Linked DNA regions of Mus musculus: regions 2 and 3 are each linked to region 1. Evidence: chromatin contacts called from ENCODE Hi-C or POLR2A ChIA-PET data. All regions are on one chromosome and are shown on one strand. The core of a region is the stretch at or near the end of the contact, and the rest is flanking DNA. Distances in the headings are between cores, read along the strand shown. Region 1 holds the start of Poldip3 (polymerase (DNA-directed), delta interacting protein 3). Region 2 holds the start of Mcat (malonyl CoA:ACP acyltransferase (mitochondrial)). Region 3 holds the start of Pacsin2 (protein kinase C and casein kinase substrate in neurons 2).

The links. Hi-C counts contacts between places; a loop is a spot of excess contacts on that map. ChIA-PET counts read pairs that join two places held with the same protein, here RNA polymerase II (POLR2A).
Region 2: POLR2A ChIA-PET joins it to region 1 with 15 read pairs in Patski. The contact joins the promoter of Mcat here to the promoter of Poldip3 in region 1. POLR2A ChIA-PET finds 5 or more read pairs at or near these places in 4 of 5 experiments (Patski and embryonic stem cell).
Region 3: a loop to region 1 is called in a map of T-helper 2 cell, with 2.0 times the contacts of the local background. The contact joins the promoter of Pacsin2 here to the promoter of Poldip3 in region 1. A Hi-C loop is called at or near these places in 1 of 37 maps with a recorded cell type or tissue (T-helper 2 cell). POLR2A ChIA-PET finds 5 or more read pairs at or near these places in 4 of 5 experiments (Patski and embryonic stem cell).

The regions. Positions count from the first base shown.
Region 1 is chr15:83,147,799-83,150,945 of GRCm38, reverse strand. Poldip3 (polymerase (DNA-directed), delta interacting protein 3) reads left to right here and starts at 1,568. Exons shown (of 9, transcript NM_178627.4): 1 at 1,568-1,751. The coding sequence starts at 1,693. Rnu12 (RNA U12, small nuclear) reads right to left here and starts at 1,301; the gene lies at 1,152-1,301.
Region 2 is chr15:83,554,241-83,557,387 of GRCm38, reverse strand. Mcat (malonyl CoA:ACP acyltransferase (mitochondrial)) reads left to right here and starts at 1,677. Exons shown (of 4, transcript NM_001030014.2): 1 at 1,677-2,117. The coding sequence starts at 1,701.
Region 3 is chr15:83,463,017-83,466,163 of GRCm38, reverse strand. Pacsin2 (protein kinase C and casein kinase substrate in neurons 2) reads left to right here and starts at 1,558. Exons shown (of 11, transcript NM_001159509.1): 1 at 1,558-1,705.

The DNA.
Region 1 (3,147 bases), core at 319-2,818:
GTAGTTCAGGCCCTGGCAGCAGGGATGGGGTTCCAGTTGTAGAGTCTATGTCCTGAGAATGGGGGCAGTCCAGGTTGATCAAAGTCCCCACTTTGCCAAAGCCTCAGTCATAGGGCATTTCAAACTAGTAGCCTGGGATTCCTGAGCCAAGCTCGTGAATATTCTTGTGGGAAACTGATTCTTGTCTCTTAGGAAGGCCTTCCTTTCATAACATGTACATTTTTTTTAAATGTTCCATATGGCAGATAGTTTTTTTTTTTTTTTTAGATTTATTTTATTAATATATGTAAGTACACTGTAGCTGTCTTCAGACACTCCAGAAGAGGGAGTCAGATCTTGTTGCGGATGGTTGTGAGCCACCATGTGGTTGCTGGGATTTGAACTCTGGACCTGCGGAAGAGCAGTCGGGTGCTCTTACCCACTGAGCCATCTCACCAGCCCCAACATGTACATTTTCAAGGGAACATGAGAAACTGACCCAAGAGCATCATGTTTTTATTTTTGAAAAAATTATCTATTTTTATGTTTATGAGTGTTTTGCCTGTATACACATATATGTATGTATGTATGTATGTATGTATGTATGTATGTATATGTATGCAATAGCCTGGGAGGTCAAGAAGGCATTGAATCTCCTGGCACTGGAGTTACATGTGAACTTCCATGTGAGTGCTGAGAACCAAACCCAGGTAGATCCTTTGCAATATCAGCAAGTGCTCTTAGCCGCTCAGCGGACCAGCTTCTAGAAATTCTGTCTCAACAATGAGAAACTATCCCATAGGTCAAACACTAACATGTCAGTTAAGAGACCACCTTCATTTGCCTCATTTACACAGTCAGGAGGCAAACGGAAAGGTGACTAGTCTAGGCATCAGAAACTGAGCACGACCTTACAACGTAGACGACCTTACAACATGGGCAGTTATGTCCAGGCATGATCAATTGAAATTGAGGTACATAGCAGTAGGAGAACAACAGTCCCATCTTGTCTGAAAAACAGTAAGAGAGAGGCTGGAGAGGTGGGGCGCGCTCACGCTCACACACCAGGTAGGGCAAAGGCAGGCATCAACATACGACTTGCAACCACTAGCACCTGAGAGCAACCATTCAGAGGAGCTGCTAAGCTTTCTATTCTTGTAGAATTAGGGGGTCGGGCAGATCGCGTCACCCAGGCATCCCGCAAAGTAGGCGGGTCGCCTCAGATTGCAACCTATACCCGCTCAAAAATTCTTCTCACATAAGCAGTGAGGACTCGGGCGTCACCCCGAATCGTTATTTTCCTTACTCATAAGTTTAAGGCATGAGGAACGTGTCTACGTTCCTCAGGGGTAAGAAATTATATTCTCATTACAAGTATGGTGAGTGTCCGATCGGCTGTATGACTAAAAGACTTGTCCTCTTGATAATGCTTTTTAATGGTTTATGATCGATATAATTCTAATTCCTCATTAGCAAAAGGAGGAGGGGGGAGAGAGAGCCCATAAGGCTCCGGACTCCTCCATGCAAATTAGAAGCGAGCACCGCAAAGGCTCACGGGGAGAGAGGCTCCACCCCTTCCGTCTCGAGCTTTTCGTTTGAGCTGTCGCGAGAGTTGGCCGTCCGGGTTGCCGGAAGCCGCTCTTGACTCCGGCCGCGGGGCGGGCTCGCCGCAGTCGGCTTCTCCTCCGTTCTCCGCTAGCTGCGCGCCGCAAGATGGCCGATCTCTCGCTGGACGAGCTCATCCGGAAGCGCGGGACGGCGGCCAAGGGACGGTGAGCGGCCCTTTCCCTTTTCCTCGAGGCTCGTAGGGGCCTCGCTGCTTCTTGGGGTTCGGGGGCGGAGGAGGGAGCGGCTCCGGGGGGCGACGCCGCTTGCGCCCGCCCCCTGCGTCCGCCGCGCTCCTTATTGGCCCGGCCGCGCGGGCCCAGCTGCTGGTCGGTCCACTGGCTGCTGGGCCCGGGAGGCCCGGGAGGCCCGATCGCAGGCGAGCCGAGGGCTGGGCGGGCCAGGGCCTTGCTCCCCGGAGGATCGGGTCCGGGGGGACCACGGTGGCGCCGTCTCCGCTCGGCCTTTAGGTCCTGGGAGTTAAGAGGGCGGAAGTTGAGCGGAGGAGCCGCCAGCCCAGAGCTGTTTATGGCCAGTTCTGCTGGTTCTCCTATGCCACGGTGCTTAGCCCGACCCGTTTTAAGCAAAGAGCTCTTTCATAGGCGAGACGCCTTGTTCCTTTCACTGTGATATCTGTAATGGTTGTCTGATCGTTTTGTTTTCTCTTGAGGCCGGCTTTCACATAGCCGGAGCGAGCCTCGAACTCGCTGCGTCTCCGAGGCTGGCCTTAAAACGCCAAGAGTCTCCCTCCTCCTCCCGTTTCTCAAGGGCTGAGATGACAGGCCAGTTTGTTTCCGTTTTGAGAGCCGGCGTCCTCCATGTTATCCAGGAACTCCTGATCTCAAATCCATCCTCCTGCCTCAGTCTCTTGAGTAGCTGGTGCTCCAGGCGCTCCGCTGTTGCTTAACTATTTTATTCCGCATTTCACAAACGGGAAAGCTGGAGCCAGAGAGAAAGACTTTCCCAAGGCCACCGAGTGCCCCAACTGAGTTGGCCTCAGGCAAAGACAGACAAAACAGTTCCAAGAGGGTGGCATTGGCATTCATGGATGTATGCCCTGATGTCTTAAGTGAGACAGTCAGACTCAACATACTCTTAAACATCGATAGCCATTTCTAGCTTTTATAAATGTGCAGGTGAAAAAGTGGTTAAGTCGGCCCGTGGTCAGCAGGCATATAGATACACTGCTGTAGGTGTCAGGAACTGTTTTCCTGGGGCTGGAGAGATGGCTCAGCAGTTAAGACACCAACTGCTCTTCCAGAGGTCCTGAGTTCAATTCCCAGCAGCATGGTGGCTCACAACCATCTGTAATGAGATCTGATGTACTCTCTTCTGCTATGTTTGAAGACAGTAACAGTGTACTCACATACATAAAATAAATAAACCTTTTTATTTTTTTAAGGAACTGTTTTCCCAGACACTGATCTGCTCAGCTATGCCAATCCTTCCCTACGCCTGTGTCTAGTAAACACTGTTGCCTCCTACACTGAAAGGAGACAAGCTCCCTCCAATCTCAGTGCCACCCAGCTCACCAGCTCTTATTGTCACATGTCTTCTGGGTCG
Region 2 (3,147 bases), core at 428-2,927, 410 kb before region 1:
CAGTGAAATATGTTTGATGATGTGGAGTACTGAGAGGCACATCCTCTCTGATACATCAAATTCCTATATTGAGCCTTAATCCCCAGGGTGAAGGCATTTAGAGGAATCTAGAGGACACCTGGAGGGTCAGGGTGATTAAGTAGAGGTGGGACCTTCATGAATTAGATGAATACCCTTATTAGAAAACACCCCCCCCATCTATCATGTGGGGATATTAATAGTTTTTCCCCACTGATGAAATAATCCAACTCAAGCCCAATTAAAAGTATAAAAGCTGGTTTATTGTGGGCAGCTCTCGAACAGGTTCACCGGTCTCAGAAAACGAGGCCAGGGAAATCGCCATGTAGACAGGGAGGCAAAGATGGGGGAGCAGAAAGAGAAAGAGGAAACATTCTGAACAAAGAGGGAATGCAAAGACGGAGAGAGCTGGGGTGGCTGTAACACACCTGGCACAGCTGGCTAAGGCCGGTAATGAGGTAAGCAGTTGCTAGGTCCCTGAGTGAAGGCCAGTGGAACTGCCTGTATACTAACAGAGTTAGGGCTAGGGCACCCGGGTTTGGATACAGAAGAGTTAGTTATCTGCAAGCCATGAAACAGATTCTTTCCAGACACTGAATCTGCAAGTGCTGAGCTTGATCTTGGACTTTTCAGCCTCAAGAACTCTGACATATAATTTCGATTATTAAGCCCTTAAGTCTATGGCATTGGTATGCCAGCCAGAGCAAACTGAGACATACCTCCAAATAGATCTTCTCATTGTAAAGGCTGTGGTGAGTATTGAGGTGGGGGCGGGGATGGATTTCCTGGGCACCTTAGCAGAGACTGGCAGGAAATGAGAACAGATCAGAGTTCTGGAAAAGGGGTGCAGGGCTCAGGTAAGGATCAGTGTGACCCAGACTCACAATAGCTCTCAGAGACTGCATAAGCACAACTTCCAGTGCCATTCTGTGACTAACCATATAGTACACAATCTTTACGACGTTTGTCTCCTTGTTTGTAAACTGAGGATTTATTTATTTATTGAGACAGAGCTTCTCTGAGTGTGTGTGTGTATGTTTGTTTGAGTGTGTGTGTGTATGTGTTTGTTTGTTTGTTTGTTGAGATAGGGTTTCTCTGAGTAGCCCTGGCTGTCCTGGAACTGCTCTGTGGACGATGCTGGCCTCGAACTCAGATCCGCCTGCCTCTGCCTTCAAAATGCTGGAATTAAAGGTGCGCCACTACCACTCGGCTATAAACTGTGGAATTTAAAAAGCGAATCTGACTTGTACTTGGTTCCACCGCACGGAGATTTACTAGCTTCCTATTATGATTTGGACACCTCGCTGTGCTTTGTAGGCAACAAGAACTATTTGCTTAGTACGGTTGGCAGAATCATGGGCAAAACCAAGCCAACCACAGCACTTTCACGGTCTACTGGACGGTGGTGCACAATTTAGTACGTAGATACCTATTGAAGGCTCACTATGGAAGCTATCTGCGGTTCCTGGTTGGAGATGTTTAAGGAAACGCACGGACCACTCCAGGACCGACATGCAACTGCAAATAGTTTGAGAGCTGGTAAAGATGAGTAGGTAACATAGGAACGTTTTTTTACTGGCTGCCTAGATGACCCGACAGGAAATACAGGAAGGACCGCCCCGCTGCGCAGCCGCAGTGCGTCTCAGCCGCAGCGATAACGACCACCGGCTCTGCGCGTCGCAATGAGCGCTCGGGTAGCTCGGGCCGGGTGGGCCTGGCGCTCCTGGGGCCGCCGCGCCGCCTCGAGCCTCCGGGAGCCGCCGCCGGACGCCGTGGACGTGGCGGAGCTGCTGCGGGACTCCAGCGTGGCCGAGGAGGGAGCCCAGGAGGCGGTGGCGCGGCGGCGGCCACCTTCACAGTGCTCCGTGTTGCTCTTCCCCGGCCAGGGCTGCCAGGCGGTCGGCATGGGCAGCGGCCTGCTCCACCTCCCGCGTGTGCGGCAGCTCTACGAGGCCGCGCACCGGGTACTGGGCTACGATCTGCTGGAGCTGTGCCTGCGGGGGCCCCAGGAGGACCTGGACCGCACAGTGCATTGCCAGCCCGCCGTCTTTGTGGCTTCACTGGCCGCCGTGGAGAAGCTACATCATCTGCAGCCGGCGGTGAGCCGAGGAGCGAGCGCCGGACCCCGCCTTCTGGGTCTCAGGGTTCCTCAGTCTGGTTCTTATTGGTCCCCAATCTGGTCCTCGTTGATAGTATTCTAGACGCACTGCACAAAATGAGGATCCCTGCTCCAGGGGAGTTTGCATCTTAGACGACACAGACACTTCACACTTAATGCACCGAGTTAACATATCACATTAAAGATGAATGCGTTGGGCTAGAGGATCTTGGTTCGGTTCCTAGCACTCATGTGGTAGGTTCACAACCATCCATAACTCCAGTTCCATGGGATCTGATGCTATTTTATGGCCTCTGCGGGTATCAGGTATGTGCACCATGTGCACAAAACATATAAACAGGCAAAACATTCAAACACATAAATTGCTTTATTTTGGTTTTTTTCTAGACAAGGTTTTTCTGTGTAACAGCCCTGTATATCTTGAACTCGCTTTGTACACCATACTGGCCTCAAACTCGCGGAGATCCTTTTGCCTCTGCCTACCAAGTGCTGAGACCAAAGGCATGTGCCACCACACCTGGCCACACACATAAATTTTTTAAAAAGGATTTATTTATTTATTTAATGTATGTGAGTACACTGTAGCTGTACAGATGGTTGTGAGCCTTCATATGGTTGTTGAAAATTGAATTTAGGACCTCTGCTGGCTCCAGTTGGCCCTGCTCGCTCTGGCCCAAGGATCTATTTATTATTATAAATAAGTACACTGTAGCTGTCTTCAGACACACCAGAAGAGGGTGTCAGATCTCATTAATGGTGGTTGTGAGCCACCATGTGGTTGCTGGAATTTGACCTCAGGGCCTTCAGAAGAACAGTCAGTGCTCTTACCTGCTGAGCCATCTCACCAGCCCCCACATAATTTTTTTTTTTTTTTTAATTTTTGAGAGGCTGGAGAGATTGCTCAGTGGTTAAGAGCACTGACTGTTCTTCCAGAGGATCCTGGTTCAATTCTCAGCATTCACATGACAGTTCACAACTGTCTATAACTCCAGTTACAGGAGATCTGGCAC
Region 3 (3,147 bases), core at 309-2,808, 320 kb before region 1:
GAATTACTGAGATGATTTTTTTTTTCTTGAAGGAGTCACAGACATCATTGTTAAAAGGGTATTTTACAGGCAATACAGCTAGCCTCTGGGTAATTAAATAAATACATAAATAAATACATATTGAAAATGTTGGTCACTGTAAGGATATGAGTGGGGGAGGTTATTTTATATTTTCTGGGTGGGGGAGGGGCAAGGTCTCATATAGCTTAGGCTGACCTGAACTCTCTATGCAGTTGAGGATGACTGTGAATTCCTGATCTTTCTGCCTCTACCTCCTAAATGCTGAGATTACAGGCAGGTACCACTATGTCCAGCCTGAAAACTGGACTTCCTGTGTAGCTGGGGATGACCTTGAACTCCTGACCCTCCTGTTCTACCTTCCAAGTGCTACCTACTACATCTGCCTTTTCTGTTTTGTTTTGTTTGCAGGGAGGTTGAGGCAGGGTCTTACTATATATTCCAGGCTGACCTTACCTTTTTTTCTTTCTTTCTTCCAATTACTCGGTTGCGTAGGCTGCCTGGAGCTCTCAGCCATTCTCCTGTATCCGCCTCTTGAGTACTGGGATTACAGACACTAGCCACTGTCTGCCACCATTTACTCTTTACTCCATACAGTTCCCAGAAAGTTACCTGCTGTCAGTTTCTCAGACCCTCACCCACGCATCGCTTACTGTCCTCCTGGCCGGGACTGTGTGAGGTAGTGCTCAGCGAGGTATTAGCCGTTTTGGCTCATTATTTCTCTTTGCTCATAGGGCCAACCTCCTATCTGGCAGCGCTATGTGAGAAGCAGAAAGTCTGTATATTGTCTGGTGCTCTGATGGCCATATCGGCATCCTCTGGAGGGAAGTCTCTCCACCCCACTTCCTCTTCTTTTTTGTGTTTTTGGTTAGCCTGTAACACACTATGTAGACCACAGTGGCCATGAACGCAGAGATCCACCTGCCTCTGCCTCCTGAGTGCTGGGATTAAACGCGTGCGCCACCATCCCTGGCTTGGAGGAAACTTTCTTTAAAAAAAAAAAAAAATTGTGTGTATGAGTGTTAGCATGTCTGTACCTCGTGCGTGCCTGGTACCAACAAAGGCCAGAAGAGGGCGTCAGACAGATAACCCTCCAACTGGAATTTCAGATCAGGGTAAGCCTCTACGTACTAGGTACTTGGAATGGAATCCGGGTCCTCTAGAAAAGTAGCAATTTCTCCAGATCCGAGGAAACTTTCTCAAAGTCCACCTTATCTGAATTATAGATCAGGGACCGCAGTTGTTCTGGGTGCTAGGGAAACCACAAAACTCTGGCCCACTTTAAAAAAAAGTCCTTTAGTCCCGGTCCTTTGGGCGTCTCCCAGGGAGTGACCCGTGTTGGCCTCTCAGCGGCTTAAGTAGTAGCTCCTCGTTTGACTGACAGGAAAGGCCGCTAATGCTAGCCCAAGGTAGTTCCTTTAGCTTCTGGGGGGGCGTGCCGCCTCCGCTTTAGACTATCCAATCTGGAGCGCCGCTGGGCCGAAGGGCGGGGTCTGGATGCAGGCAACCAATAGGGCGAGCACAGCGGGCGCGGCGGGGGCGGCGCGGTCGCGGCTGGCGGCAGAAGCGGCTGCGGCGGGTCTGGGCAGGGCCGGGGAGCTCGGTTGGAGCGGAACGGGAAGGGGTCGGAGTCGCAGCCCGGCCGGGGCGGCGTGCTCAGTGGGACCCGAGGCGAACGGCGGCCGAGGTGAGGGGTGCGCCGCGACGGTTGGGACACGGGTCGGTGGCCGCGCCTACCCCTGTCAGGCCGCGCTGGGGCCGAGCGCGCGGGGCCGCGCCGCTCGAAACTTCTAGTCCGCGCGCGGGGGGCCACGCGCCGGCGGGCGGAGCCCGGGAGGCCCGAAGGGCGGCCGGAGCGGACGAGTCCCACGCGGACGCACTCATGGGGCGCTTTGCAGACTCTTGCCTTCCATTTCCGTCCTCCCCACACTCTGTGACCGCCGTGGTGAGAGCCAAGCCTGACCGGTGAACACGAACTAGGGGTGTGAGGCGAGACAGGAAAGGCTGCATGCTGTCCTTTTTGACTTTCATAGTTTTCGAGACTCAGTGGATCCGAATCGTCAATTCCCTCCTACCTCCCGTGGGGGCTCTAGAGCCGCGTTCTCTTCTCTTCCCAAAGACCCCAGGCTTGCGGACCCCCTCTGAGAAGGTCCACTTTTCTTTTTTTCCAGGAGTGGATCCAGAGGAGCTGGCTAGGGATCTCAAGGCCTTAGAGGTTAGACCTGGAAGTAGACACGCCCCAGGGGTGCTGCGTTCTTGTTGGCCCCTTGAGGGAAGATAGTTTTGGTCCGGGCTGTGTGCACCATCCCTGGCCCTTGTCGGCTTCCCTTGACCGCAGCTGTCCTTAGGTTTAGTGATGAAGGGGGAGTAGGTTGCTGACAGTCTCCAGGGCTACTCATTAGCGGTTTAGCAAAAACACTTCTGCACTGTCCTGATGTAAATCTATTTAATCCCGAGTTGTGGACGTGAGCTCACACCTTCCTACCCCCTGCAGGTTTTCCACTTTGCTTAAGTTCTGGTCTTGCACCTCTGGGATTGTCAGCTTGGAGCCCCTGGTGAAGGGATCAGCCAGGTGAACTGGGTTCTGTGTTAGCCTCCCTCTTCCGTCCCTGGGCGCTCAGATTCACTTTTCCACAGAAGTCCGGATTTGAGAGTTAGCGTAGTTGGGGGTTCTCCTGACTTTCCTGGAACACTCTAGTCTGTGCATTTACACTGAACTGTAGAGTTTGGCAGTCTCCTTGGTGAAGCTATGCTACTTTAGCCGTGAGGCCACTACATGAAAAACTTGTGTGATGTGTGCAGTTTAGAGGCTTTAAAGAAACTGATCATTGGGCTGATGGATATTTATTACTTGGGAAAGTAGCTGAGCACAGAGGAGTAGCTGACTGATTAGATCTGCTCTCTCTGTGCAGGATTTTTAAAGACTCATTGGACTAGAAATGGTATTTTAGTTCATGCTGTTTGGGGAGCTAGGGTTTGTTATTTCCAACCATAATAATTAGTGTAAAAGTGTGTGTATGTAAGAAACACATCTAAGTTTCCATGTTGTCTGGTAGAGAGAGGTGCCATTGGCTTTTCCGTAGTCCTCAGTGCCAGTACAGGTTTCTAATGGCCAGGCATTTCTAGGGG